3 separate regions of the Homo sapiens genome follow, and all the other regions are linked to region 1. The links are chromatin loops, found by intact Hi-C in ENCODE. Cell type or tissue: GM12878. All regions are shown on one strand. Each heading gives the region's core, and the rest is flanking DNA. Links, peaks and the distances in the headings are about the cores only. Region 1 has its middle 110 kb from the start of FAM170A. Region 2 holds the start of LOC107986444 (a long non-coding RNA gene). Region 3 overlaps HSD17B4 (hydroxysteroid 17-beta dehydrogenase 4).

The links. Peaks named below come from ENCODE experiments on the same cell type or tissue, not always from the same donor. Only the 100,000 strongest peaks of a DNase experiment are listed, where the experiment ranks them.
Region 2: it touches region 1 in a loop (4-fold over the local background); 13 of 110 quality-filtered maps call a loop at or near these places.
Region 3: a loop joins it to region 1, with 9 times the contacts of the local background. A loop is called at or near these places in 21 of 110 quality-filtered maps.

What each region holds. Positions count from the first base shown.
Region 1 is chr5:119,738,613-119,749,164 of GRCh38, forward strand. No RefSeq gene overlaps it. Among named protein-coding and RNA genes, the nearest start is that of FAM170A, 110 kb to the left of the region's middle. In GM12878, for the core only: a CTCF peak has its summit at 5,556 (motif pointing left); a DNase peak (open chromatin) is centred at 5,569.
Region 2 is chr5:119,573,045-119,583,596 of GRCh38, forward strand. LOC107986444 (a long non-coding RNA gene) reads left to right here and starts at 6,300. Exons shown (of 3, transcript XR_001742859.2): 1 at 6,300-7,040; 2 at 7,741-8,984. RefSeq lists an enhancer at 6,168-6,237. In GM12878, for the core only: a CTCF peak has its summit at 6,072 (motif pointing right); a DNase peak (open chromatin) is centred at 6,100.
Region 3 is chr5:119,463,828-119,474,379 of GRCh38, forward strand. It overlaps HSD17B4 (hydroxysteroid 17-beta dehydrogenase 4), which reads left to right. Exons shown (of 24, transcript NM_000414.4): 3 at 10,081-10,188. It also overlaps the pseudogene LOC124901215. Among named protein-coding and RNA genes, the nearest start is that of HSD17B4, 17 kb to the left of the region's middle. RefSeq lists enhancers at 5,999-6,730, 6,731-7,462. In GM12878, for the core only: a CTCF peak has its summit at 7,199 (motif pointing right); a DNase peak (open chromatin) is centred at 6,774; H3K4me3 peaks cover 448 bases; H3K27ac peaks cover 1,284 bases.

The sequences.
Region 1 (10,552 bases), core at 3,622-8,621:
CAGGTTACCATGACTCAGAAACTGAAAAGCTCACACAAGTAAACAATTATATTGAATGCTGGTGCAAAACAAGTTTAATAAAATGTAATGCTTTTTTTTTTTTCTCAATTCAACATGAGGGAAACATTATTTCTTACCGTTTTAGAGATCCCCACTTCTTTTGTTTGTAATTCTTATTCCAAGATCCTTTGCAAAATAATTGTCTATACTGTAGTTTAATTTCTTTAAAACTGTGGAAGGTTAAATAATTGTCTGGAGGCAACAGGATCTCATGGTGTCTTTTTCTGGGCTTACAGCTTTACTTGGAGCACATCCTGTATATGTTCCTAAAAAAAAAGTATGTGGGAATTAATTTTTTGGGAAGAATCTAAAAATGTTTAGAGCCTACCCTCACACTTTAAGTTAGCTCAATATAGAATTCTAGTTTGAAAATACTTTTCTTTCATAATTTTGGAGACATTACTCCATTATCTTCCAGCTTTTAGTCATGCTGCTGAGAAATACAGTGTCATTCTTACATCTCACCCTTGACTTATGCTCTGTCGCCTCCCTCCCTCACCATTCACGGACATTCTCTTAATCCCCTGTCTTCAACACAGCACCTTTGTCTCACTCTGCTGAGCTTAGTATCCTTGAGTCCCAAGTCTTTCTGGACTCAATTTCTCTAGAGATTAAATTTTCTCTTCTCTTGAAGTGATGGGTAAGGGGAGGGAGAACTCACCTGGCACAAGGTAGAAGAGGTATCTAGTATCTAATAAATCCTTATACAGTCCCATCCTCTGCCTCCCAAAATGCCCATGCTTCCAATTCCTGAGCACTTTCCAGGGTTCTAAAGATTTTCTCGTTCTGACTCCAATCAATATCCTTCTGTCTAGGTTTCAGCTTTTTTTAATGCATTGAGTCATTTACCACTTCTCAATTCATTCCCATCTTCTAACGTTTTATGGAAATATCTTGCTTGCTATTGTCTCCTTTCCTGTTTTCATTGTCCTTTAAGGTTTATAATGTTTTTTATTCCTTTATGTTATGCTAAAGGTATTTCAGGAAATAAATGTATGTAGTCAAACCATTTCAAGTGGAACTTCTAATTCTCAACTAAAAATAAAATTACTTTATGCATCTATTCATTCTTTACAAATTTCATTAAGGATATAGACCATGGCTGACATCTATTGCATCTTTAGTTTTCCTAACACTGAACTTTGCATTGTAAACCCAACAGTGTTTATCGATGATATATATTTATTCTGTTTGTTTATTTTTTGTGGAGGTACTTATCTTGGTAGATGATAGATTTCATTTTACAAATCCAGAACCTTATGCTTTCACTTACTATATTCTTTTCAAATACCTAATCTGAGTAAGAGACAGAGTCAGGGTGTGTGTGTGTGTGTGTGTGTGTGTGTTTGTGTGCATGCATGTACCTGATCTAGAAATACAAGATACTTACTGCTCACCTATAAGTAGCTCATTATCAACGTGGGGAGTGAGAACTTCTATTCTTAGAATGTTAAAAGCGACATGATAATTAGATAGCAATGGGATAAAAATAAAGCGCTGTTATAAGGTTGAGTTATTTGCCAAACAAGACGTAAGTGTTTGTGCTCCGAAGCTGGGCAGATCTTCCTCTGAATGAGTAGAATAGAAAACTTTCATAATAGGATTAGATTTAGTGAAGCCTTGATGGATAGACTTAAAATTATTTAATTTTTAGACTGATGATCCAAAGACTGCCATGTACTCATGAAATCTAATTTCCTAATCCACTTATTTCTTATCCTTGGCACACAGCTAGACTATATATCTCAGCCACCCTCACAGTTAGGTGGGGCCATGAAGTATTGGTAGAACATCCCGCCATCCCTGTCCTATTTATTAGAAAACCTCTCAGGTGATATTATACATTCTCTGTCTTCCCTAGCCTATGGTCAGTCCTTGCACTCTCGTTCCTGTCCAAATTGACATATGGCTATAAATCTTCATGTGCAACTCTCTTTTCTAACTAGACTTGTGGTTTCTGCCATCTCCTGACTTCCTCACCTAATGCCCCTAGGTTATGGCCTGACACAAATTGAACTGGAAGTGATAGCAAAGGATTCAGCCAAGCCAGTAGGCACTCCACGTGTGGGGCTGAAGCTGGAGATGGGAAGTGAGTTCCACTCTGTACATTTTTCTGGAGTTTGAATCCCTGAACTGGCTGACATATAAAGGATGGTCCACACTGGTTCGGCATGTATGATTTGATTGTAGTGAAATATTTGTTCCCTGAGCCAATCAATAGCTGTCCTATGGGAGGAAATCTCTTTTTCTGCAAATCTTCTTTCTTTCTTTTTTATTTTAAATTTGTTTCTATGTTTTTAATGTAACATTTACATATTAAATGTACACGTTAAAATGCTGGGTTTACCACATGTGTGGAACAGTGCCAAACTGTAGAAATGACTTGGCTGTAGGGGTTAATTCTCTTGATAAGGTTGACCGGCCGGGTGTGGTGGCTCACGCCTGTAATCCCAGCACTTTGGGAGGTCGAGACTGGTGGATCTCCTGAGGTCAGGAGTTTGAGACCAGCCTGGCCAACATGGTGAAACCCTGTCTCTACTAAAAATATAAAAAAAAAATTAGCTAGGCGGGATGGCAGCCTCCTGTAATCCCAGCTACTCGGGAGGCTGAGGCAGCAGAATCGCTTGAACCCAGGAGGTGGAGGTTGCAGTGAGCCGAGATCACGCCATTGCACTCCAACCTGGGCAATAAGAATGAAACGCTGTCTCAACAAAACAAAACAAAAAAACAAAAACAACTGACCATGCTTTGTGAACATCTGGCAACCTGAGGCAATGGTGAGGCTTTTATGAATTCAGGCAGTTGTAAAGTAAACCTGGTATGTGTGAAGGGAGTAGATTACTTAGTGGAATAAACCTTAAAGCACAGGCAATTGTGCACCACACAGCCTTTACCTGCCCAGTGTGGGTATTTGGTGATGAGGGCATGAGGAGAATAACAGGATTGAATTGAGTTCTACATAACCTGCTCTATTTTAGCCTGTCAACTGTGTATAACTCTTAATTCATTAGCTGTTTTCATATTAATTAGCTCCTGCATATTAAGTCTTCTTTCCCCCAATCATGACTCAAAGTTTAACCACTCTTCTCAATTTGTGACATTAAGAAGAGTCATATAATGAATTGCATTTTCAATCAACTGTGCACAGATTGTCTTCAATGACAGGCAAACCCAAGGGCTGTAGTTAAAGCTGCAGAAAAAATCCAAAGACCTTTTGCATATTGCATAAGCACATATGGGATTCTCTGCTTTAGCATCCTATGAGAATGAGGCTGATCAGATTGTTCTGAAGGAAACAAATTATAGAAAAGCTTTTGCCAGAATCTATTGAAATCATTTTCTGTTAGCCAGGGACTATTTTTTATTCCAGATTCTTGTAATTAATTCCATATTCAAAGCCTGTTTTCTATAGGCAGAAAGATACACTTCTTTCTCATTTTTAAAGGGTGACAGGTGGGAAAGTTTCTTAATTTATTTTCTTGGAGAAAACAATATATAGCAAGGCAGCATTACAATCTCTTTTAAGGATTTATTGAACTGTCAAACTCTGGGGGACTGAAGCTGTACAAGGAAAATGAATAAACAGCAGATTAGCATTTAGACAATATTCTTTTACTGCTTGACTATAGGAAATAATGCTGAATAAAATTAATTTGGAATTTGGCAGGAATTTAAATAGTAGAGGTAAAGCATGCAAATAATTGAGTACATCTGAGTCTTGTAGGAACATTTATTGGAGTAAATTAAGGAATACCATGATGACAAAGATTCTTTTGGACGCTCTAAATACAGTCATGCATTGTTTAATGATAGGGTTACGTTTTGAGGAAGCTGTAGGACTGGAAGTTGCTCTGGGTGAGTCAGTGAGTGAGTGTGAAGGCCTAGGACATTACTGTCCACTACTGTAGACTTTATAAACACTTTACACTTAGGCGAGACTAAATTCGTTAAAAAGTGTTTTTCTTTCTTCAATGATAAATTAACCTTAGCTTACTGGAAACTTTTTACTTTATAAACTTAACATTTAAAAAACTATTTGACCCTTTTGTAATAACCTTTATGTACCACACATAGTTGTATGTGCTACATTTTTATATGACTGGCAGTTCAGCAGGTTTGTTTACACCAGCATCACCACATGGCTATGACATCACTAAGCTATACTAGTTTTTCAGCACCATTGTAATTTTATGGGACCGCTATTTTATATGCAGTTTGTCATTGACCAAAATGTCATTATGTGGCATATGACTGTTGAAAACAATAAGAAAGTAATGAAGTTTATATCTATCCAATACTTCTCTGGAATTAAAGAAAAGAAAAAGCCCTTTTTTTTAGCATCAGGTTTTTTTTATCACTAGCAAAATTGAGGACTAAAACCCATTGTTGGTAGTAACCATTGAAACCATAATTTGTTGGTGAGTTGTCTAGGCCAGAAGTATAATGATTTCAAACCCTATGTGCCCAGTTTCTGTCAAGAATAAATAAAGAATGTCCATGTTCTAGTTATTTGGAGTCTTTGGATTGCATTAGATGAGGAAAGGACACATCATTTTTAATAGAAAGTTTTTTTTAAGAGAAGGACCCACTCACCCAATTTAATTACTGTAGTTTATTGAGCATAAAGGGTGGACATTTCAGTTATTCTCCTTACTTTCATTTTATATCCAGTTAGAACTAGGTAGCCTATTTAAAAGTATATGTTCAAAAAAATACTTATATTTAATGGAGAAACTTAAAAATAGCCTCAATTTGAAAGCCGTTTATTTTACTGCTGAAGGCTCCAAACTGTGGCATGACTTCATTAGATTACACAACTAAACAGAATTAGTTCATTGCATTCATTCTTCTTATTCTATGATATCACCTTTTGGGGCATTGTTGGGCCATCTCCATTATGTGTCTTGAAATGCCTGAGTCTATTATCATTTTCAGTCAAGAAAATAGTGGTTCACTCTTTTCATCCCAGCACACTTTATCTAGTAGAAGAATTTGGAAAGAAATGAAGTGACCTCTGCTTAATATGGTTGGGAACAACTTAAAGACCAAAGAACTGGTGTGGGGACAGTCCATCTATAAGAGGACACTAATAGGGACCAAACCACTGCCCAGAGGGTTGTTTAGATGCAATATCATATTCTAAATGGCAGTACCCCACCTTTGCATTTCTTTCTCTTCACTCTTATTAGTTTATCTGAGTGGACATCTTGATAAGTCTATTTTTGCTATGCCTTTTAAAATAAAGGATATCCTTTCTTTGAAGAAAGAGGAAGAAAAGGAAGAAGAAGGAGAAGAAGGAGAAAAGAAGAAGAAGATGAAGAAGAAGAGGAAGAAGAAGAAGAAGAAGAAAGGAGGAGGAGGAGGAAAAGGAGGAGAAAGAAGAAGAGGAAGAAAAAAATAGATTAAAAAAAGAGTAGGTTTGGGATTACAGGAATCTGGGCATCAATTGTGGGTGTGATTAATGAGGGCCATACTGTTTTACCTGACAACAGTGACCCCAACTGGTTGAGTGGAAAATTGCTTAAGAAGACATGCTTGGCCTAAGTAAGGAATGAAAACACAGAGAATCACCATGCCTGAGAGTAGTGAGAGGTGATGGACAGGAGGCGTTTTTTTTCTTCCCTTTGCCTCCTTCTTACCCCCTTCCCTTGCCAACTCTCGCTCCTCCCTTCCCTTTTCTAACTTTCCTTTCTGCTCCTGTTCCACTTCTGTTCACTAACCCAAATGGCTATTTTGTGACACAGACTTGATTTACTATAAATATTTAGTACAAAAATGAATTATGGAGGAAAAAAAAGAGACCCTCCAAATCCATTAATCTCATGACCTAATCCGATATTACAGTCTATGTCCCTTGAGTGCAATTGCATTATTTAAGCATAATAGTGATTTGAATTTATAGATTTCCTAAAGCCACGAGTAGAATTGAAGACCTATCACGTTAGTGTAGATCTCTCAGCATAAAAATTCATTTGAGGCAGTACATTTCAATGCCCAGTGGTTTTTCCTGAGTATGTTTAAACATGAGGTAACCATATATCTCTTGCTTGTACATCGGATTATTTAAATGCTGAGTGCAAAATTGGAAACATATTTGATTTCCTTAAGTCTATTCAGCAGCATAAAACTATTATAAAAACATTTGTAAGGCTAACAGACTTTTTCCTCCATAATCCCAAAGAAACTGTTGTTCAAATGTGTATTGCCAGTAGGTGCTGGCTAGGCCTCAGAGGATTTATAATGAATGATCTAAAGGTTCCCCCTCCTGGCCGGGCGCAGTGGCTCACGCCTGTAATCCCAGCACTTTGGGAGGCCGAGGCGGGTGGATCACGAGGTCAGGAGATCGAGACCATCCTGGCTAACACGGTGAAACCCCGTCTCTACTAAAAATATAAAAAATTAGGCGGGCGTGATGGCGGGCGCCTGTAGTCCCAGGTACTCGGGAGGCCGAGGCAGGAGAATGCCGTGAACCCGGGAGGCGGAGCTTGCAGTGAGCTGAGATCGCGCCCCGGCACTCCAGCCTGGGAAACAGAGCAAGACTCCGTCTCAAAAAAAAAAAAAAGATTCCCCCTCCTGTTGGTGAACAGGAAATACTTCCCTTAATGAGGGATGTTTTCGTGTTATAGTTGAAAGTCCTTCCTTCATTCACCGAATTCCTATTTCATTCCAGTTCCGTGTAGCCATTGAACATTGTGTCTTTGTCTCTCTGGCATCTAAGACCACTTATATCTTAGGAGAATCCCTAATTAGATGTTATCTTGATGGGGTCAGTGTCCACTTCTCAATATGAAAATGCAAAGGGCTAGGTCCTCTTTTTCTCTGATCCTGATAATACTGCCTAGACATAACCCAGCCTGAGTTGATTGGATGCTCCTGCCGAGGATTTTAAATCTTGAATGAGTAAACAAAAGAAAGGATGATAGCGTTTCCTTCACAGAAGTGGCAGTGATGTTGAAAATCCTGTGGTGGAAATATCCTGGCAGGTTAATACTGCTAAAAATGTTTGTGTGCTTCTGGCTTCTTGGTTTTTCAGATATATATTTTCTAAGCCTGATCCTTAAGTTTTCATCAATGCTGAGAGTCCTCAATATTTTTCCAATAATTTTATTTTTGGTTGACAGAGCTAGATTTAGTATCAGTGGTAAATAGGAATACTGGCCTCTATTCTTAACCTCCCCTTACATCCAAACCTTTTGCCTTGTGGCTTTGCAGTCCTTCCCACAGTTGCAATGTGTTCTTCCTCGTACCTTGACTTTGGGCTTAGCCATAACTTGCTTTGTCTAATGGAATGTGAGTGGAAGTGGGAGTGTGTCAGTTTTTAGTTTAGACCTTAGAAGGCATTGCATTTCTGCCTGCCTTCTCATGCTTTTGCTGTTACCTCCTTGATACCTTCTGTTCCTTTATCCTGCACCCTAGAATGAATACCTATTGAATTGCTCAAACATCAGTGAGTATCAAAGTCCAGCTGGAACCACAACTTGAATCAGCACCATTTGCCAAGCCCAGTCTAGACTAGTTGGCTGTCAAAAGAATCAATGATGTGTGAGTTCAGTTGAGTTTAGCAGAACCAAACCTCTCATGCTAACCTGTAGATTCCTGAGACATACATGACTTTGTTTTATGCTACTGAGATTTCATGTCTATGTTTTGCAGCATTACTGTGGGAACAGCTAACTGATATGTATCTGTTATACGCAATTTAAAGTATTTCAGCAGACGTTGATAATATGAAGTGTGTGTGTGATCCTATCTTTAGCTCACTGGGACTAAGTGCTGCATAGCTTTAGCAATTATGTTTTCCTATTCTTTTTCCTGTTGATGGTTGGAATGAGCATGTAACTTAGTTTTTTCCACCAATGAGATGTGTGGCGAGGCTTTCTGTGTGTGTGTGTGCGTGTGTGCATGTGTAAAACTTTTTTTTCCTTTCCTGATAAGAGGGGATACATTGGAAGAGAATTTCTCTGTTCTGTTCTTTCAGTCTTCATGTCTGAAGCTGAGGCAGTTGTCCATGTCCATTCAATAAATTAGTCTGAAGCTTTAGACAACACCTGAGTATAGCAGAGATGGAATGATCCTGAGTGCATTATGCCAATAAACCACTCAATTACCTCTAAGCTTTGTGTTATATGAGAGAATACACTTTCTTTATTTTTAAGCTGCTTGAGTTGGGTTTTCTTTACTTGCTGCTGAAAGTATCCTGACAGGTAAGTGTGTAGTGTGTATGCATGTGGGAATGCAAGGAGGATTAAATACAGTAGAAGTCAGAGTGAAAGGAAGGAAATAGTTAAGGTCATCCCTCATGAAATGGAAGGGATATGGCAGCATACGTTAGGTGGTATGTAAGCTGAGAACAGGTGGAAAACAGCCCACATCTACCTGGATTTTCCTCTGTACCTCCTGCCATACGTTTATTTGCCCTGCATGGATTGTTAAAAAGTAAAGGGAGGCACAGTAAAATTTTAAAGAGTTTATTTGAGCAAACAGTGATTCATGAATCAAGAGTAGCAGTTTCAAACCAGAAGTGGTTCAGGAGATCCACAGAGAGAATACAAGTGGGAGGCATTTATAGGACAAACTCAAAAGTAATACAAAGAAAATATTTGATTGGTTGCAGTCATACAGTTGCCTTATTTGGTGTATCCCATTGGAAAATGCCTAGTTACATAAGTATATGTTTGTTGGTTGCTTCTGACTTGTCGAGCTTAAATTCTGTTTTTCTTTAACTTAGGCATTTACAAGAAATAGTTCAAGTTAAGTTTCACTTACGTTTGCAAAGCAAGCAAGGTTAAGGTTCCTTATGAGGGCCTAACTGGCTTTGTCTGTTCAGGGATTCTTTAGGCTTGGTCTCCATTTTAAAGTGCTTTAATAGAATTAGCAGCAAATGATGGGAAATGTACCACCATTGTTGACCCTTTTTGCAGAGTCCACATCTAGAACACCATGACCCATATAATACTTGCCCTGCCTCTCACTTTTGGAAAGAAGTAAATGTCTAGTAGGTCAGGTTGGCTCCATATCTCATCTGAAATTGAGTGACATATTATTTGAACACCATAACTTTGATGATAGACTCAATCCTGTTGTCCAGCCCGTATCCCAGGCCAATTAAGTCAGAATCTCTGGGGATAGAAACCAAGCATGAATATTTTCAAAGCTTCCCAAGTAAACTTAGAACAACAACAGGCCTTTATGATTCCATGGATCAGAAATCTGGGAGAAGCTTAGCAGGTGTTCTTAGTGGGTGGTTATGGCTAAGGGTGTTTCTTGCGGTTACAGTCAAGGTATTTTTTTTTTCTTTTTTTTATGGGACGGAGTCTCCCTCTGTCGCCCAGGCTGGAGTGCAGTGGCGCGATCTCAGCTCACTGCAAGCTCTGCCTCCCAGGTTCACGCCATTCTCCTGCCTCAGCCTCCCGAGTAGCTGGGACTACAGGCGCCCACCACCACGCCCAGCTAATTTTTTTGTATTTTTAGTAGAGACGGGGTTTCACCGTGTTAGCCAGGATGGTCTTGATCCTGGCTAACACGGATCCTCATGGTCTGCCCGACTGGGCCTCCCAAAGTGCTGGGATTACAGGCATGAACTACTGCGCCCAGCAACAGTCAAGGTATTGATAAGGTGTTGGCCAAGGCTGCAGTCATCTTAAGGCTTGAATGGGGCTGGGGATTTGCTTCCAAGATAGCTCACTCACATGGCTATTGATAGGCAATCTTAGTTAGTTTCTCACTGACTGTAAGAAGGAAGCATCAGCTTCTTGCTAAGTGGTTTTTGTCTCTCTCTAGGGCTGCTTGATGGTTCTTGAAACATGGCAGCTGGCTTCCCCTGAGTAATTCAAGAGAGCAATGTAGATGCTCTGATGTCTTTCATGATGTAGCCTCTTAAGTTATATGCCAATATTTCCACAATATCTTATTTGTTATATCGGTCAGCCCTATTCAATGTGAGAGGGGACTACGAAAGTCTTAATGCCAAGAGTTTAGGATCATTGGGACTGTCTTGGCTGCTACAATGGGATACTAATGAATAAATGATTTGTCCTGATTTCAAAAGTGGATGCTTGGTAGGCTAAATAATGAAATCCCAGGCTTGTGGCTTTCTTGAGGAACTTACATTGGAATCAAACTACTCTGTAGAGCAGCCCTATCAATTTCTGAAACACCAGGTGTCTGGGCGGAGCCTTTGGTCTATCTTAAAAAACATCATTCAAAGGCACAATGTCCTTTAGTGAAGTCCAACTCTGCCTCAAACTAATTTCATTCAGATTCAGATCAGCTGGGATTAGCAGCTGATGCTTAGCAAGCAAATAAATTAGGTGTCAGCTCTATTAGTACTGGTTCTTCTGAAAGTGAGAGGACTTATTATAACTACCAATTGTATATAGCTATAAAAGAGCTCTCTAACGTTAAGAAGTATACTGAATTATATAAAAATTGGGGGTTTCCTTCTCACCTTTTGCCAGCTTTCTGAGTATGGAAAAATAAGGGTTTTCAATGC
Region 2 (10,552 bases), core at 3,440-8,439, 170 kb before region 1:
CATTTAGGGAAATCACTTGGCATTTGTGTCACCTAGCAAAGGCTATTGACAGAGTGACCTAGGGAAGTCTGAGAAATGCCAGCGCTACTTCCCAGTTTTTGTGACAACCAGAATGACCCCCAGATGTCCAAATTGGCCCAGGCCCCTGGCATGTGGGTAGCTAGTTCTAGGGTGGGTAGGGCTGAGAGGATGGGAAAGAAGGAGCAGTCTCTGCACTCAGACTGAGACTGCGTGAAAGCTGGGCTCCTCATGCTGGGGAAGGAAGGGTTCCAGTCCCTCAAGCTGTGTTTATGGCATGCCACTTGCCCCTGGCTCATGCCTTCCACCCACCATTTCCCCCTCCATCTCCAGAAAATCGTTAAGCGCTCCCTACACATTTTCCCTTCATCTACTTGCTGATGGGCAAAATGCCTGTAAGGAGAGAATACATTTTAATCAGCAGTCATTGATGAAATATATAAAAGCAAACAGTGGTTGAAACGAAGCACTGGAATTCCTTTGCCCCGAAGGCTAATCAGTCCTCAAGTATTTAGTGGCGATATCAGAGCTTCTCCTAATGATAGGGAAAGAAGGTGGTGGGGATGGTGCATGGATTTTCTTCTAGAAAGCAGAAGAGGCTGCTCTGACTCTCCTCTGTGGACTCACAAAGACGGTTCTCACTTCTCTGGCCCTTTTTGCCTAAGGCAAGGAAGACCTGAGGGGAAGCCCGAGGTGTGCTTTTGAAGCACAGAGGATCCTTGCTGTATTTGGCCTATGGAAATAAATGTAATGGCTTTGGAGTATGAAGTTTTCCTTTCTCCAAATGCGACTGGGGAGGGGGTCTCAGAGCTTCGGAGAAGGCAAGTGTAAATTAGGAAGGCTGGCACATGTTCTCTTTGTACTTAGGTGCTAGGATGGTCACCTCATTTGGATATTGTAACAATTGAGTTTTTATCTCTGGTTGTGTTATATAGAGACTGGGGTTGCATACGTAAAACAGCTGAGCTATGATTCCTAATATGGGTGCTTGTGTTTTTAAATCCTTGCTCTTTGCTATAAATTAACTCTAATTGTTAATGTGCTTTGATACTGTCTTAAGCTGTGTTTGTTGTGAGAAGATAATTCAGAAAGAATTTTTAAAATTTCTATATCTTTGGGGATACAAGTGGTTTTTGGTTACATGGATGAGTTCTATAGTGGTGAATTCTGAGATTTTAGTGCACCCAGCACCCAAGCAATGTATGCTGTACCCAATACGTAGTCTTTTATCCCTCAGCACCCTCCCAACATCCCCATGCTGAGTCCCCAAAGTCCATTATATTACTCTGTATGTCTTTGCTTCCTTATAGCTTAGCTCCCACTTAGAAGTGAGAACATAAGGTACTTGGTTTTCCATTCCTGTGTTACTTCACTTAGAATAATGGCCTCCAACTCCATCCAAGTTGCTGCAAAAGCCATTAATTCATTCCTTTTCATGGCTGAATAGTATTCTATGGTGTTATATACCACATTTTCTTTATCCATACCTTGGCTGCTGGGCACTTAAGTTGTTTTCACATCTTTGCCATTGCAAATTGTGCTGCTATAAACATGAGTGTACATGTGTCTTTTTAATATAATGACTTCTTTTCCTTTGGGTAGATACCCCCAGTAGTGGGATTGCTGGGTTGAATGGCAGATCTACTTTTAGTTCCAGAAAGGATTTTTTTTTTAAATAAAGATTACCCATGACTACTACCTGAGCTATCTTACATACAGGATTAGACACAAGGTAATCAATACATAATTTTGCTTCATGACCAAAATAACAGTGCCTCATACAAAATGTCCTTTGTGCCAAGGACTGTAACAGAGCCTAAGTTATATTTTAAGTGTACTTGTAAGTGGCTTGAAATGAGAAGGGATAAATCAAGTTGGCTATAAAGGGGACATGAGTCTCAGCCTTATCTTCTCTCAGTCTTAGCCTTATCCTTACTCCTGTCATTCTGCAGTCCCCATTTCAGGCATGAGCTCATTGAGGACACGTTGTAGCCTCTCTGAATTGTTCACAAGCTATTAAAGTATTTGCAGTGGTGAAAGCTAATATCAGACACTTCACCTCCCTATGATTTTGGAGATGTTTTAAGATGTGCAGGGACTTACTGAATTGCTAATTAGTGTTGAACTCTTAAAAAGCTTGTGCTACAGAGGAATCATGACCTGGTGAGCAGTTTTATCTGCCTTTAGAAAGCATGATTATATTTTTCCTCATTAGGCTTTCATCTGAGTCAGAAATTTTACAATAATAATAATAATAATAATAATAATAATAATATACTTCTGAACCTAAGAAAGAAAGTACTGGCTTAAGAAAGAAAGGGGAAAAGAGTGATTCTGGGAAACACCAAGACACAGACCTGACTAATGGTAATCAAGTTGATAACATGAAAAGGGAATTTATTCGATGAGAGTAAATAAAATTTTGTATCAAAATGAAGCATATAAAATTAAATACAGATGGTTGATTACCATCAAATTGTTGAATTTCAGTAGAGGCAGTTTCCATTAGTAGAAATCACATTTTTATCTCCGTACCAGCTCATAGACAACATTAATGGTAGAAAAGAGTAATGGGGTTTTTAGTCCTTCACCCTTGAATCAGTTATATTACAGGTCCATGGTTGGGAATCTGATGGCATAAGGATTAAATATGAAACCCCTCTTGCATATCATTATACACGTAATGTTGTTCTTCACATTCAGGTTGATTCATATGGTAATGTAAGGAATTCCAACTGGAATATGGACTTTTATGAATGTTTTTCTTCATCAGTGAAACCAGCCCTTATTAAGTGGCTGTGATGTGGGTAATGGGTAAGAATGTTCTCTCCCTTTCTCCAAGGAAAAATTCATGTGAACAATAGTAAGCTATTTGACTACAGGTTAACATCAGAATAAAAAGGATACAAAAGTAAAGGCAAATAAACAAGAAAACCTGACTTCAAGCCAAACTCTAAGCTTTTGAAAATGAGAGCCTTTTTGTATAAAGGAGAAACCATATCTAAAACTAAAAATATCACTTTGTAGATGCTTTGCCTTTGGGATATGGGGCACTTAATTTTCTAAAATGACTTTTTTCTTTCTATGTATATTAAATGCTGAAATAATTATTCCTTCTGGAGCATCCTTTTAGGCTGAATTGATTCCCTATCATGACTGCTCTGAAATAGTGAACACACAAATTGTTTTTTAGAAGGCTGGATATAATATCAGACATGGACTAAGAAAGGCTTCCTCAATTCTTCATATGTCCACTTTGTGACTTACTCTTCTCATCATGTGCTTTAGAAATGAAACATAAATCAGATTTTCATGTCATTTTTATAAACAATAGTCTTTTGAATCTTTTTAAATAAAATACATGCTTTCTGCTACTAGATGTCTAGAAAAAAAATGGAGTAATGTTTCTTCCTTGGAGCTCTAGTAAAGATTCTTTTATGTTAATGTTCTTTTTAACAAATGAAGCTTCAGGGTAAAAGTCCATTCAGCAACACCAATAGGAAATAAATGACAAGCAACAAACCATAATTAGAAATGTAGTCAAAAAACAAGGCTAGCTCTTAACTGAGAGCTGGTTTTTAACCTTGTAGAACATAAACACACACATATATATTTGCCATGTATAGTTATATCTATATCTATCTATCCATATCCATATCCCTCTCTCTATATATATAATACACACACACATACATATATAGTTATATATATATGCACACATACATATATAGTTATACACACACACAGACACACACACATGCACACACACATATATAGTTATCCAACTAGGTAAAGATACCTTTACCTTTTCCCATAGCAGGCCAAAATATTTGTGCTTTAGAGTACGGGATCAAAACCTTCATTATAGTTAAGCAATGAGAATATAAAAGATTTAGACATTGGAAGGCAGGAAGTGGGATAAAAATTGAAGGGAAGAGGGTCTAATATTTCAACAATAAGCCAAGTGTTTCTATATATTATACGATCTTCAAGGCAATGCTTTAGGGATAATATCTCCATTTTATAGATGAAGTATAGAGGGATCAAGAATAGCCTCAAGATCATGGACTAAAAATAGGGATTTATTGAAGAAATCTGTAGCAAAGGCACGTCTTTGGCAGCACTGGGACAGCAAAATCCAGGGAATGCTGGATACAGGTATCTGAGTGTGGTTGAGTGTGGTGGGTGGGGACTGAATATCAAACTGGAACCTCCTGATTAGAAGAAACTGAGGCACATAGAAGAAGAGTGCATCTTTGCATGTGAGGCTTGGAGATGAAAAGAGACACCTGGAGCCTGATTATGTACCAAATGTCTGAGTTGGAAGTGACTGCAGAGATCACCATGTCGGTTTCTGGGCCACTGCAGGTGTTGCTTCTCTCTGACCAGGCTGAGTGAATGTCCTCTTCCCTGGGGTGAGGTCACTACTACTTGGGAGCTGCTCCCTCCCAAGATAGCTGGGTCAGAAAGTCCTTCTTTGACTGAGTTGAAATCTACTTCCCTGGGGGTGTTCCCTGAGAACATGAACAGATTGAGCTACTATGGGAAGGCGAACATCAACTGGCTGGGAAGAAACAGGGACTTCAGAATTTGAGGGCATAGGTTACCCACCAAGTGCCAAGAAGGTGCTGGCTGCTACACAACAGGTACTTGAAGCAGATGGAGGACGACCAAGACAGTAAGGGGTCTTGACTGGAGGGGTCAAAGGGCAGCTGGGCTAGCTTTTTCACGTACAGTGGCTGTTGCTGGGTAGCACATGATATTAATGTGCTGGGAAAAATATCCACACAAACCAGAGGCTGTTATACTGATGTCATTTCTATATCAGCCCATGTATGGGAAGTCCTCCAAGACAGATTTAATCTAGGAATTAATTTATCCAAGAATATACATGCTCTCTGTGAAGAAAAGTTTAAAATATAAATAAAGGACATAGTAGATAATCTGAATAAATAGACATTTCATGCTCTTGGATAAGATGACTTATGCAATAAGGGTTATTCTTCTATAATCTTTAGTTTAACCCCAATAAAAATTCCAGTTGGACATTTTTGATGATGGCATTTATTATAAAATTTTACAGAATAATGAAAGTCAAAAAATAGCAAACCAATCTTTTTTTCTATTGTGGTGAACAAGAGATCTACCTTCTTATCAAAATTGTAAGTGTCCAGTACAATGTTGCTAACCTAAGCACAATGTTGTACAGCAGATCTCTAGAGTTTTTTCGTAGTAAGCCAGTTTTGAAAAAAGAAGAGTATATGGGGTAACTTTCCCTTGAAGGTATTAAGACATACTACAAAGCAGCCATGGTACACAATAAAAACAGTGTGATATTGGTGCAAGGACAGTCAAATAGGTCACTGAAACTGAATAGAGAGCTCAACAATGAATTCATATTGATTGGAAATTTATATAATAGGAAGGTGGTACCATAAGTCAACAGTGAGAGGAAGGATTTTGTAGTAAATGCTAATAGAAAAACAGGCTCATTAAATGGAGTAAAAAAGATTGATCTTATCATAACACCACATTATAAAAGTGGATTCTAGATGAATTAAAGATCTAAATGTAAAACTTAAAACCATACAGTTAATTAAAGAAAAATGTAGGATAATATCTTTGTGACTTTAAGATGGGGAAAGATTTAGTAAATAATAATTCAAATGTAAAATCCATAAGAAAGAAAAGTTGATTTTGATTATATCTGGGCAATGTTATTACAAAGATTAGAATGTCAGTAGTCTGTAAGTAAAGTTTCTAATGCCAACAAAGGACTAATACCTAGAACACACAGATAACTAAAATAACAAGAAAAAGGTAGAAATCCTAGTGGAAAACGGCAAAGTATATGAAAAGAAAATTTACATACTACGTACAAAATTTCTACAAGAAAGTATGCAAATAAAAGAATGCTAGGGTTTGGTTTGTTCGACCCCTCTAAATCTCATGTTGAAATTTGTTATCCAGTGTTGGAGGTGGGGCCTAGTGGGAGGTGTCTGGGTTATGAGGGCAGATGCTTTATAAATAGATTAATGACCTCCAGGGGGCAGAGTGAGTGAGTTCTCACTGTTCTCCTGAGAGCTGGTAGTTAAAAAGAGCATGGCACCTCTCCTTGTTCACCACGTGATTTCTGCATGCACCAACTCTCCTTTTCCACCACTAGTGGAAGCAGCCTGAAGCCCTCACCAGAAGCAGAAGCTTGCATCTGCTTCTTGTGTAGCCTGCAGAACTGTGAGCCAAATAAACTTCTTTTTAAAAAATAAATTATCCAGCCTCATGTATTCCTCTATAGCAACACAGACTAATACAAATAATATACATTGTTACCTATGAAGAGGAAAGAATATGCTAGTGGGGCATAGAGATTTAACAAATATGCATGTGAAAAAACAAAGTAAGTAATGAATAAATAAGAAAGGGGTTCTGCATGAACCAAAGAACTGAGTCCCACTAATTGAGGAGTATAATTGCCTTACCCTTCTCCAATGGAGACACAAAAACAAAAGAAGAAAAGAGATGAAGCTGTATATGTCTCTTTCAAGCTTCAGGCCCACCCACCTCTTCCTAGTTTTATCTCTTTAGGCCATTTAAACATCTCCTTGTTAGATAATTAGGTAACCCCAGAGGCTGTTCTGATGATTACCTGAATTAATGTATAAAGACATCTGTCACTGAGTATATACTCAAATACTGGTTTCCTCTTCCTCATTTTAATATTTTCTTTTTCATCTGCCTTTCACCTAGTAGTTCTTTATTTGAAATCTTTCAAAACCCTTCACCATTGTGTTCATTCTCCCCTGTTTTTTTCTTTCTCTTTTGAAGTATGGTCACCTTAGTACCCTACTGAAAGTATGTTTCTGATGCGTCCCTCTTCTGGAGATGGCACATCTGTGAATGCAGGCTGGGAAGACATGGGTGGTTTCAGCAGCCACGTCGCCACCCACCCAGCCTCCATCCCTACCCTGGAAATCTATCGTGTAACTCTGCTGCTAAAGCCCTTTCTCTCCTATCCTCTCTTGGTGAGTTGTTTCTTAGCCCTGAGTAAAATATAGGATGTAGATATCTGTTAGATTTTTATTAAATTTGACCTCAGATTTGCCCTCAGACTGTTCATTGTGTTATCAAAAAATTTCCTCCAGGTTTGTATCATTTCCAAATTTGATAAATGTATCATGTAGATTTCTTGGGCCGAGCTAGGAAAAAATTGGCGAAAGTTACAGAAAAGCAGGTTTAGCCACAACATAAGGAAAACCTTTAGTAATGAGAATGATTTTAGAATGGTCTTTAAAAGGAATTAATTTTTAGGAGGGTAGTCAATTCCTTGTCACCAGAAGTGCCCATGATGTAGCTGCTGGATCAAGGCAGGCATTGGAGTCCAGTGGATCTTATCCCTCCCTCACCTATATTGCTAGTTTTTAAAAAACTTCCCAAGGCTTGCCCCTTAGCCTAAAATATTTTTATTTCATTGATCTGGCATGGAACCAGACATCAGATTTCTTTTTTAAAGCTCCCAGGTGAATACAATATGGCCCCATTGCTGAGAACATCTGTTGTAAAAAGTACCGTTGACGCCTAGGTTGGGAAAGTTGGGTCTGACAACCTAAAGTTTTTCCTTTTGCCTTATGAGATTATGTATTTTAACTTCCTATCTGGTAGAAAGATGGGTGCTTAGTGCCTTTTTATGCTGACCTTTCCTCCTTGTGTTTTCTTCAAACCAAGCTTTCTCCCCTGTGTCCACACCGGAGCTGTCTTTGTCAAAGGTAGTGTGTACTTTTACTTTTGGCTGCTGAAATATTGTTCTCACTTTGAGATCAATTGCCTTAAAGTGCTTTGTTAACCCCTCAAACGGGAAATCGCAGCACTTTCTCCAAAGGGACAATTTTCTGTAGAAGAAGCTATTTAAATAGCAGCACAAGATTGAAGACAACACATTTAACTGTGAAAAGGTCATCCTCAGTAGTCTTAAGAATAAGGTGGGTTTTGTTTTTTTTTTTCTGTTCTGTATGTTGAACTGGTTTAGAAAACTCCAGATTCTTGTTAACTTTGACAATTGGAAAAGCCATTAAGGGATGATTACAAGACCTTCCATCTATAGGCACTTGTTAATTATCTGCATCCTGCAGGGAAGAGAATGAAGTTGGGAGGAAAAGGGAACAAAGAACAGGGAAAAAAGAACAGAGAGAAATCAGCTGCAGAACTCCAACTTGAAGTCCTCTCATCAGCATTGGCTTCTTGTTTTTCTGCAGAGCGAACTTTTCATGAAATTTGAGTCCTGAGGTGCCTCTTTGTCCTTTCAGACTCACTATCTGCTCTTTCTGCCTTTTTAACTCCCCCGAGGGTAGATGGGCAGGCTGCTCTCCTGTGACACAGTGCCATTTTTTAGAGTTAATTCTTATGTCTTTTGCTTCCTTTCAGGAAAATGTTCATTGCTTGACATTGTAACAGGCTCCTTAAATACCTGTGAAAGGGTAAAGTTCACTAAAACAGAATCCATTGCTTCTGGTTGAATAGCAATAATACTTGATTCAAAATCTTAACCTTCCAACTATTAAAATGTTAAATGTAAACAGACTCTTATGTTGCCTTAAATAAATGCCTTCCTTAAAAAACAAAAACAAAAACAACTGTTTCTCAAATTAATTTTCCCAGATTCATAGATTTCTCTCCTTAACCTGATAATTGGCCAAACAGTATTTACTCCTAAATACTGTTTCTAAATTCTTGTGTTCAGCGCACTGGGATGCATGAGGGTATATTTTTTAAGGCACAAAGAAAATTTGTTTGCCTGTGATCTCACTAATAGGTGTTTATTGCCCTCCTGGAGCCACAGTTGCTGTGTCATCTCAAGGCTGGAATTCTGGATGAAGAGGAGGAGCTTTTTTGGGGTAGAACCTGAAGGATGGGGATGGGGCATTCATTTATTCATAAAATTATATGCTCTCCTTGGACATATAGAAAAAATCGTAAGTTCATGTTTATGCAGATAATTTTTAATTCATATGCTTTTTTGGGAACATAAAAAATGATGCATATATAAAACAAAAAGAAGTACCATGCCTCAACTGCATGCTTTCAGAACGTTGGCTGATGTGTAGTGTCAAGCAGGCTTCTCGATAAAAAAAAAAACAACAATGAACAGAATCGGTGAGGAATTTTAGTTTTGGCTTAGCTCTTCTTGACACCCAAAGATTTCACTTTAGAAGTCTGACCCCCAAAAGGGCTAGGGATAGGTAAGTGCTCACTGCTCCAGGAAGTTCTTCTAACTCTTCCGGGACCCTTTTGAATTGTTTGCATGATTGTAGGAACCAGGCTTAAAGAATTTCCCAACCAAGAGTCAGTGCTCTGTGGCCTGGTGGAGGTTGACAATGTTGACATGACCAGGTGTGACCACCTCCCTTCAATCTCCTGGAAGCCTTCCCTCAGTGTATGGTCCAGGCACCATTACTTAGCCTGGAGGAATGGAGACCATTGCAACTAGAAGGAATCTTGGTGTCTTGGCCAGTAAGAGGCTCTCAGACCAGCACAGCCACCTGATCTTTGGGTCCTGGCTGCCTGAAAATTTTGGTTCAATTAAAAAATGACCAAACAAGAGCGTGCATATAAACTAGCTCCTGTTGTATAGCTGGCTGCTGCCAGGATTCATGTTACAGATGGGATGGAAATGAGTTTTGTTAATTACATAATTTTGAACTATTTAATTCAGCTAAAATTATACCAGACCCATTTGATGAATAGATTGTGAATATGAATAAGCTTTGGTATGCATTTGTCTTATATTTGAGTAAAATTCCATATTTATATGCCAATCACCGATCTTCTCTAACTATGACTATCATCAGTTCAAGCAGCCCTCCTACTTGTGTTTTTATTTTCATAAGACCTGCTACTTACAAAATTGTCAGTGCCTCTGATCTAGACTATGGTTGTCTAGGACCTGCTTGTCCTCAGATACTTTTCTTGTTTTTTCCCTGCTGTGTTTTTTCACAAAGGGGCTGAGCCATGAAGGCTGTTGTTTATCAAATTCCTGTGTTAGCTGGATTCTCACTTAGTGTAGCCAGTAGGAGGCACTGGTTAGAGATTGGAGGGAGGCTGGGATACAGCAGAAGGGAGAAGCCAGGGTATTTCTCCTTCTTCCTTTCTGCCTTGGGCTGATTCTCTGGCAGCAGGCACATTAATCCCGTGGCTCCAACTCCCATTGTACAGGCCCAGCATGGGTCAAGCCTTTGTTGGATGATTGAATCTCCTGAACTCCAGCAATACCACCTTCCCTCTTTGTTCTCCAGCCTAGTGGTTGTAGTGGCTTCCTTTTGTAGGTAATGTCTGAGTTACTGCATCATCCCATTTGGCTCTCAGCTTTTCTGTAACCTGTGTAACTCATTCTGTGCATTAAATTCCCTGTTATAAATACTTTCAGTGGTACATAATCCAACCTCCTCATTTTATAAAGAAAAAATATGAAGATCAGAGCAATTAAAGTATGCCTCCTAAAGCTATCTGGAAGTCAGATTTCTAGCAATTTCAATCACTGACA
Region 3 (10,552 bases), core at 4,078-9,077, 270 kb before region 1:
CCAGCTATTTTTTTTGTAGTTTTAGTAGAGATGGGGTTTCACCATGTTGGCCAGGCTGGTCTCAAACTCCTCATCTCAAATGATCCGCCTGCCTTGGCCTCCCAAAGTGCGGGGATTACAGGCGTGAGCCACTGCACCTGGCCATTGAGAAATGCCTATTCAGTTCATTTGCCATTTTAAAAATATACTGTTTATTATTTATTTATTAGGATTATTTATTTTTTATTTTTGGTGTTGAGTTTTTTATGTATTTTGGATATTAATCTCTTGTTGGATGAATAGTTTGCAAATATTTTCTCCCATTCTGCAAGTTGTCTCTTCACTGTTGATTGTTTTTTTGCTGTGCAGAAGCTTTTTAGTTTGATCTAGTCCCATTTGTTTATTTTTGCTTTTGTTGCCTATGCTTCCGAGGTCTCATTTATAAAATCTTTGCCCAAACCAATGTCCTGAAGTGTTTCCCGTATGTTTTCTTCTAGTAGTTTCATAGTTTCAGGTCTTATGTTTAGGTTTTTAATAAATTTTGTGTTGATTTTTGTATATGATGAGAGGTAGGGGTCTATTTTCATTCTTTTGCATATGGATATCCAGTTTTCCCAGCACCATTTATTGAAGAGACTGTCATTTCCCCCACATATGTTCTTGGCACCTTTGTAGAAAATCAACTGGTTTTAAATGCATGGATTTATTTCTGTGTTATCTATTCTGTTCCATTGGTCTATGTATCTATTTTTATGTCACTACCATTGCTGTTTGAGTAGCTATAGCTTTTTTTTTTCTTCTTTTGAGACAGCATCTCGCTCTGTCGCCCAGGTTGGAGTGCAATGGTGTGATCTCGGCTCACTGCAACCTTCACCTCCTGGGTTCAGGTGATTCTCCTGCCTCAGCCTCCCGAGTAGCTGGGACTACAGGCACCCGCCACCACGCCCAGCTAATTTTTATATATTTTTTAATAGAGATGGGGTTTCACCATGTTGGCCAGGATGGTCTCGATCTTTTGACCTCATGATCCGCCTGCCTTGGCCTCCTGAAGTGCTGGGATTATAGGCGTGAGCCACCGCGCCCGGCCTTTGGTAGCTCTAGCTTTATAGTATATTTTGAAGTCAAGTAGTGTGATACTTTCAGCTTTGTTCTTTTTGCTCAGTATTGCTTTGGTTATTTGGGATCTTTTGTGGTTTCATGTGAATTTTAGGATTTTTTTTTTTTTCTGTTTCTTTGAAGAATATCACTGGTTCCCTGGTTGTCTAGTGGCTAGGAACAACAGCAAAAAGAATGCCACTGGCATTTTGATAGAGATTGCATTGAACCTGTAGATCACTTTGGGTGGTATGGCCATCTTAACAGTACTAATTCTTCCAATCCATGAATGGGTTAATTTATTTCTAGGTACTTTATTTTATTTTTCTGGTGATTGTAAATGGGATTGCTTTCTGGTTTCTTTTTCAGCTAGTTTGGTATTGGTTTATATGGTATGGATGTTTTTCTCCTCCAAATCATGTTGAAATGTGATTGGCTTAACACCAACCCATTGGTGATAAGTGAGTTCTTACTCAGTTCATGTGAGATCTGGTTGTTTAAAACAGTCTGGGACCTCCTTCTCTCTCTTGCTGCCACTCTTGCCATTGTGATGCACTTGCTCCCCCTTTGCCTTTTGCCATGATTGGAGGCTTCTTGAGGGCCTTACGAGGAGTAGATGCTGGAGCTCTGCCTGTACAGCCCACAGAGCTATGTTCCAATTAAACCTCTTTTCTTTGTAAATTACCCAGCCTCAGGTATTTCCTATAACAATGCAGAAGTAGCCTGACACATTGGTGTATAGAAATGCTACTGATTTTTGTATGTTGATTTTCTATTCTGCAACTTTACTGTATTCATTTATCAGTTCTAAGAGTTTTTTGATGGAGTCTTTAGGTTTTTCTATATGTAGGATTGTGTCATCTGTAAACAGGAACAGTTTGATGTCCTTCTTTTTAATTTGGATGCCCTTTGTTTCTTTCTCTTGCCTAATTGTCCTGGCTAGTACTTTCAGCACTATGTTGAATAAGAGCGGTGAAAGTGGGCATTTTTATTTTGTTCCAGTTTTTAGAGGAGAAGCTTTCAGCTGTTCCCTGTTGAGTGTGATGTTAGCTGCAGGTTTGTAATATATGACCTTTGTTGTATTGAGGTACATTCCTTCTGTACCTAATTTGTTGAGAGTTTTTATCCTGAAGGAATATTGAATGTTACCACATGCTTTCTCTTGAGATGATCAGATGGTTTTTTTCTCCTTTGTTTTGTTGATGTGATATCACATTTATTGATACACATAACCATCGTTACATCTCTGGCTAAATCTCACTTGATTGTGATATATTATCTTCTAATTGGATTCAGTTTGCTAGTATTTTGTTTAGGATTTTTGTGACTGTGTTCATCAGGGATATTGGACTTCAGTTTTCTTTTTTTTGTTGTTTTGTCCTTGTCTGGTTTGGGTATCAGTATAATGCCCACCTCATAGAATGAGTTTGGAAGAAATCTGTTCCCTCCCCCTTCAATTTTTTGAAATAGTTTGAGAGGAATTTGTATTAGTTCTTTAAATGTTTGGTAAAATTCAGCAGTGAAGCTGTCTGTTACTGCTCTTTTCTTTCTTGGGAGACTTTTTATACCCGCTTCAATCTTGTTCTTTGTTATTGACCTGTTCAGATTTTCTATTTCTTCTGAGTTGAATCTTGGTAGTAGGTCATATGTCTATGTCCAGTTTTCCTCCAGTTTGTTGGCGTAGAGTTGTTGTAGTAGTCGTTAATGATCTTTTTTATTTCTGTGGTATCAGTTGTAAATGCCTTTTTTTCATTTCTGATTTTATTTGTGTTTTCTCTTTTTTTCTTATTCTAGCTAATGAATTGTCAGTTTTGTTTATCTTTTCAAAAAACCAACTTTTTGTTTCAGTGACCTTCTGTAATTTTTTAGTCTCAATTTTGTTTATTTCTTCTCTGATCTTTATTAATTCTATCTACTGATTTTGGATTTGGTTCTTGCTTTTCTAGTTCTTTTAGATGCATTTTTAGATTGTTTATTTGAATTCTTTCTACTTTTCCAATGTAGGCATTTATTGCTATAGGCTTTCCTCTTAGTACTGCTTTTGCTGTATTTCATAGGCTTTGGTATATTGTGTTTTTATTTTCATTTGTTTCAAGAAATGTTTACATTTTCTTCTTAATTTCTTTGCTACCCGTTGGTTATTCAGGAATATGTTGTTTAGTTTGCATGTATTTGTACTGTGTCCAAAGTTCTTGTTATTGATTTCTAGTTTTTCTTCATTGTGATTAGAAAACCAAAATCATATCAAATAAAAAATTTATTGAGGCTTATTTTGTGGCCTGACTTATGGTCTGTTGCGGAGAATGTTCCATGTGCTGATGTGTATCTGCAGCTGTTGGATCAAATGTTCTGTTAACTTCTATTAGGACCATTTCATTTCTAGAGCAGTGGTCTTTTTGGTCCATTTTGTTTATAGAGCAGTTTAAGTCCAAAGTTTCTTTGTTGATTTTCTTTCTGGATGATCTGCCCAATGCCATGAGTGAGGTATTGAAGTTCCCAACTATTATTGTGTTGAAGTCTATCTTTCTCATTAGATCTGGTAGCATTTGCTTTATATATCTGGGTGTTCCAGTGTTGGGTGCATATATATTTACAACTGTTATGTCCTCTTGCTGAAATGATACCTTTATCTTTATATAATGACCTTGTTTTTCTCTTTGCACTGTTTTTGACTTAAAGTCTATTATATCTGATGTAAGTGTATCGTTGACTCTTAAACAACATAGGTTTGAATTGTGCAGGTTCACTTATACATTTATATTTTAAAAACCAAACATCAATAGAAAATACAGTATTCATAGGATATGAAATTTGCATATATGGAGGGCCTACTTTTTGTATACGTGGGTTTCACAGGGCCAACTTCAGGACTTGAGTAGGCACAGATTTTGATGCACGTGGAGTGTCCTGGAACAAATGCCTTGTATATACTGAGTTATGAATGTAGTTATTCTGCCTATTTTTGGTTTCTATTTGTATAGAATATCTTTTTCTGTCCTTTCATTTTCAGTCCATGTGTGTCTTTACAAGCAAAGTGAGTTTCTTGTAGGTAGCATATAGTTGAGTATTTAAAAAAATCTATCCAGCCAATCTCTTTATCATTTAATTGGGAAATTTAATTCATTTATATTCAAGATAAATAGGCAAGAACTTCTGTCATTTTGTTAATTGTTTTCTGTTTTTTTTTGTATGTTCTTTGTTCCTTTCTTTGTCTTTTATTGTCTATCTCTTCAGTTTGGTGGTTTTTTTGTAGTGATGAAATTGGATTCTTTTCTCTTTCTCATTTGTGTATGTGCTCTGCCAGTGAGTTTTAAGCTTTCATATGTTTTCATGATGGTAGTTCATCCTTTCACTTTCAAGTGTAGGACTCCCATAAGCATTTCTTTTAAGACGGGTCTAGTGGTGATAAATTCTCTCAGTTTTTTCTTGTCTGGGAAAGACTTTGTTTCTCCTTTATTTCTGAAGGATAGCTTGCTGGAGTAGTGTTCTTGGCTGGCAGGTTTTTGTTTTTTTTTTTCTTTCAGCATTTTGAATGTTATCATTCCATTCTCTCCTGGCTTGTAATGTTTCTGCAGATAAATCTGCTGTTAGTCTAATAAGTCTTATATGTGACTTGATGCTTTTTTCTTGCTGTTTTTAATATTCTCTTTTTGTCTTTGACTTCTGACAGTTTTAGGAGAATGTGCTTTGGAGAGGACATTTTTGGGTTGAATCCATTTGAAGACCTTTGAGTGTCCTGGATATGGATGTCCATCTTTCTTTCAGGACTTGGGAGTTTTCAGCTAAAATGTTTTCTATGCCCAACTTCGCTCCTTCTGTAACTCTCAATATGTAAAAATTTGTTTACTTAATGGTGTCCCATTACTACCATAGGCTTTCTTCATTCTTTTTTATGTTTTTCTCTTTCCTTTTTTTTTTTGTCTGACTGGGTTATTTCAAAAGTCCTGTCTTTGAGTTTAAATATTCTTTCTTTTGCTTGATGTAGTCTGTTGTTGAAGCTTTCAATTGTATTTTTAAATTTCATTGATTGAATTCTTGTTTTTTTTTTTCTTTTTCCTATCAGTTGGGCAATGTGCTTATTTCATGACAACGTTTGAGGGAGGCATATCTTACACGAGTGTGAACACTCAGTCATCACACTTTATTCATTGTATTCTTAAGCTCTGTTTTTTTTAATGATATATATATCTTTTTGTTGAATTTCTCATTTAGATAATGAATTGTTTTTCTGATTTTCTTGTATTATCTATCTATATTTTTCTTGTATCTCACTGGATTTCCTTAAGATCATCATTTTGAATTCCCTTTCAGGAATTTCGTAGATTTTCTTCTATTTAGGTTTGTTACTGGAGAGTTGTGTTTCTTTGGAGGTGTTGTGTTTCCCTGTTTTTCCATGTTTCTTTTTTTTTTTTAACTTAAAAAAAGTGTTTAAAGAAAGGTATCTATTTTTATTTCTTTATTTATCCACCTAGAGACAGGGTCTCACTCTGTTGCCCAGGCTGGAGTACAGTGGCGCGGTCTCGGCTCATTGCAACCTCTGCCTCCTGGTTCAAGCAATTCTCCTGCCTCAGCCTCCTTAGTAGTTGGGACTACAGGTGTCCACCACCACGCCTGGCTAATTTTTGTTATTTTTAGTAGAAATGTAGTTTCATCATGTTGGCCATACTGGTCTCAAACTCCTGACCTCAAGTGATCCACCTGCCTGGGCCTCCCAAAGTGCTGGGATTGCAGGCGTGAGCCACTGCACCTGGCCTGTTTTTCCATGTTTCTTTTGTTCCTACATTGATATTTGTGTGTCTAGTAGAACAGTCGTATCTTCCCCTTTTATGAATTAACTTTTGTAGGGAAAGACTTTTTTCTCTATGTATCAGTTAGGTTAGGTGTTTGGTTTAGCTTCTGGTTGGGCACAGATGTGTAATTGCCTTGTGATTTCTTTGGCTGTAATCAACATCAACAGTGTCTGTATGTGCCTCAGTGGCCTTGACTTTGGGGTTTGTGGAGACAGTGGCATGGTTTTGCTGGGAACAGGGATTGCCAGATGGGTTAGTTGTCTGTCCCTGGTGGGTGAGCATGGTGCATGGTAGATCCTCCATGGGAGGGGGAAGGGTTGCTGGTGGTGTCAGTTGTCTTGGTCCATATGGGGCACATGTGGCACATGGTTGCTCTACTGCTAGATAGGTCATGGTTGCTTGAGGTGATAGATGCTGGCCAGGCTAATTCTCAGTCTCTGGGGAATGCGTATGTCAGCCTTTCTCTTCCTGGTGGCAGCGTCCCCATTGTACTTGAATGTCTGTTTTTTTTTTTGGAGTGTAGGGTGCTGCATGGACTCAGGTGCTGAGGTCATAGTGGTACCACTGAAACTAGCTGGGGTCATGATCCTGCAGCCTTCTGTGTGGGCATGGTGGGATGATGGCAGATGGCACCCCTAGGATGTGGAGGTGTCTGGGCTATTGGCCTCCAGGTCAGAATGCACACCAGCAGTGGTTCCATTACCAAAATGGTGTCATACTGTAACAGCTTGGGTCTCATGGGATAGGGAGGACTCAGCTTGTGTTTCTTTTCAGGAGCAATTCAGCTGTGTATACTCCAGGCAGGTTCCTATACTGAGCTCAGGGTCTGTGATTACAGGTATTTGTGATGGTAATGGCGACTCTTGGGTGTCCCCCACTTAACCTTTTGCCCACAATGGGAAGTCCCTGTCAGCTCTAAGCTGATTCCATCTGGATGCTTCACTTCCCCCTCTAAGCTGCCATGCAGAGTTTCTGTGCCTCAGAGGGTTTTTGTCACTTCCTTGCTGAATTTTCATGTTCTCTCTTAGACATTCTACCTGAAGTGCTGTTATTTGTTGTTTTGATTCTTCTCTGCGGAGGAGACAAGGATTGGGCACCTCTAGTTGGCCATCTTGATGACATCTAACCAGTATTTTCTAGTTAAGATTTTAATTTCTGTGATTTCGCTCTGGTGATAATGGGATTGCTGAGTGGGTCAGTGTCAATTTAGTGGTCTCTAATGTAGAGATTTGTTTGAGATAAATTTACCCCAATATTATTTAACTACCCATGATTGATCTCAATAAATTATTTATCCAGCTTTCAATGCTTGCCTGCCTGGTTGCGCTTTGTAAAATTTCCACTTGGGGGTAGTGTTTCATTGCACAATCAAACAATGCTTTCTTCACTTAAGTATCACGTTTTCTAATTTGCTTTTGAACTTTCTTGTGCTTAAAAAGGGTCATAAAAGACTGTTAACTGTCTTAAAATCTTGATTTTTTTAACTGGTTGTTTCCTGTCATTTGAATAATTGCATTGAAATGAACAATTAATAAGAATTCAGTCTTTTGAGAATCCTAACACTTTTTCCATCTCTTGAGGGATAATACAAGCCTCTTTCTATTATTTTGTGTCTTGTAACATTTTTATTTTCAGTAAGACTTATCATATTATACTATCAAAAAAAAATCTCAGTCCACATTTTGAAAAACTCATTTCCTGTTTTTAAAAAGTTAAGTGAAAATATATATGCCTTAGCTAATTTTAGGCATTGGCTTTTTCTCCATATTATCCCATTACTTATTTATCCAATTCCACTTTCAACTCTCACCCCAGTTTTAAAAAGAGCAGTTTTTCAGAAGAAAAAAAAATCTTGTTTAAAAAAAATTGTGTTAATCATAACTATTACATTTTCATGTATACCATTATGCTATTTATTAATTAGTAACTTTTTTATTGTTACAGCTTTCAAAATCTATGCAATAACCCTATGGAGAAGATCATTTCACAATGCAGATTCTTTGTTTCAAGTAATTCTCTTAAGTTCTGTTTTTCCAAGTTATTTGGCATTTATCTATGTATCTTTTTATTAGTTTTTGCATGTTATTTTGTAAATTTTTTCATAAATTATTGTGTAAATTAACTTTGATATTTGTTCTTATTTGATTATGTTGGCTTGGATATACACTTTATGCTAAAATCTGTGTATTACTGTGGCCATCGCATACTTAACTTTCAATAGATTATAAACTCTTTGAGGGCAAACACCATTCTTATACATTTGTGTGTCCCTCTGTAGATTTTCCTGCAAATAGTAAATTATCAATTAATGTTTGTAAATATATAATTGGATATAGGGAGATGTTTTATGGTAAGTGTCATCAGTTAAACATATGAACATGGAGTTATGGTATAAATTAGTGACTAAACATATATTGGTTCTGTATGTAATTTTTGACCTCTTTTGAGAAATAGTTTTTATTTCTTTCATTTTAGACACTGTGTGTTGTAAAAACTTAAAATATGATTTTCTAATATTTTAAGCTCATGCGTGTTTCTTTTAAAATCACCATTCTTATACATAAAGACTTTCTTATGGAGAAGATATTTCAACATTGTGTGCTTAATCTTTAAAAACTTTTTTATTGTGGTAAGAATACTTATGACATCTATCCTCTTCACAAGGTTTTAAGTGTACAATATAGTATTGTTATAGGTATGTTGTATAGCCGATCTCTAGAACTTATTTATCTTGCATAATTGAAATTTTTTTTTTTTTTGAGACAGAGTTTCCACTCTGCTGCCCAGGCTGGAGTGCAGTGGCACGATCTCAGTTCACTGCAACCTTTGCCTTCTGGGTTCAAGCGATTCTCCTGCCTCAGCCTCCCGAGTAGCTGGGATTACAGGTGTGCATCATCACGCCCAGCTAATTTTTGGATTTTTAGTAGAGACGGGGTTTCACCATGTTGGCCAGGCTGGTCTTGAATTCCTGACCTCAGGTGATCCACCCGCCTCGACCTCCCAAAGTGTTGGGATTACACGCATGAGCCACCGCGCCCGGCCCAACGTAATTGGTACTTTATACCCATTGGTTATCAACTCTCCATTTCCAGCATCTCACTAGTTCCTGGCAACCATCATTCTATTTTGTGATTCTATGAGTTTTGATATTTTAGATACCGCACATAAGTGGAATCATGCCAGTATTTGTCCTTTTGTGACTCACTTATTTCGTTTAACATAGTGTCTTCAGAGTTTATTCATATTATCACATATTGCAGTATTTTATTCTTTTTAAATGCAGAATTACGTTTCATTGCTTGTATATACCCCATTTTCTTTATTCATTCACCTATCCATGGACATTTAGGTTGTTTCCACATCTTAGCTATTGTGAATTGTGTTGCAGTGAACATTGGAGTGCTAATATCCTTTGTTATTTGAAGAGAATTTCAAGTCAGTTTTTCTTCTGATTTCAGTTCTTTTGGATAAAGATGTGGAAGTAGGATTGATCGATCTTATAGTAGTTTTGTTTTCCTGTGTATTTAATCTTAAAGCGATTTTCACATTTTTTCTTTTCTTTTGCTGAAAAGTGGATGAATCTTTTTTTTTTTTTTTTTTTTTTTACTTTTCTTCCCTGCTCCTTTTTTTTTTTTTTTTTTTTCCTGGAAAGGGTCTTGCTCTGTTGCCCAGGCTGGAGTGCAGTGGCATGATCATAGCTCACTGCAGCCTTGATTTCCCAGGTTCAAGCAATCCTCCCACCTCAGCCTCCCAAGTAGCTGGGACTACAGATACATGCCATAATGCCCAGCTAATTATTTTGGTTTTTAGTAGAGATGAAATCTTGCTATGTTGCCCAGGCTGGTGGTCTTAGACTCCTGAGCTCAGGTAGTCCTCCCACCTTAGCCTCTCAAAGTGGTGGAATTACGGGTATAAGCCACCATGCCCAGTCTTCTTTACTTTTTGAAAGAGGAAAAACACTGCACAGTTAAAAATTTCATGAGAACAACCTGTATTTAAATAGTTTTGCTGTTTCTTTATGTCTGTATTCAAAAATGAAGAGGAATGTTTTGAAAATGGCTGTGTTGTGTTTAGTAAGATGGGATAGGGTAGGAAGGAACTGGGCAGATGACTGAAGAGATGTGCTAGTAATTAGAATTTCATTTTCCACACACACACACACACATTTTGAAAGTCTAGAATAATTAATTGTTGTTTGCTTGTTTTTGCATTACAGTGAATGATTTGGGAGGGGACTTCAAAGGAGTTGGTAAAGGCTCCTTAGCTGCTGATAAGGTTGTTGAAGAAATAAGAAGGAGAGGTGGAAAAGCAGTGGCCAACTATGGTATGGTATTTGAGAGAACTATACTATTTATTTTCCTTCAACTAATGCTATTTGTCACATTAATAATCTTTGAGCAAATATCTCAGTATTCCAGTATAATTATGATTTTCTAAGTCTGCCAAAGTTTTCTGACTACATATTTTATATATGTGAGAATTGTTAAAACTTTTGATGTAGACTATTTCATGATTCTAAGCTTTGTTCTATTGTTTACTATTTTTATTAGTGAGCACATGATATAATTAGTAAATTATTGTAGATATGGATATGTTCTTCTGAGTTCTGTTGGGTGAATAGTATTTGTCGTGTACTCTGACCCACAGAATTTAGAAGTCCTTTGGAAGGGAGGTTGCCGAAATTTCAT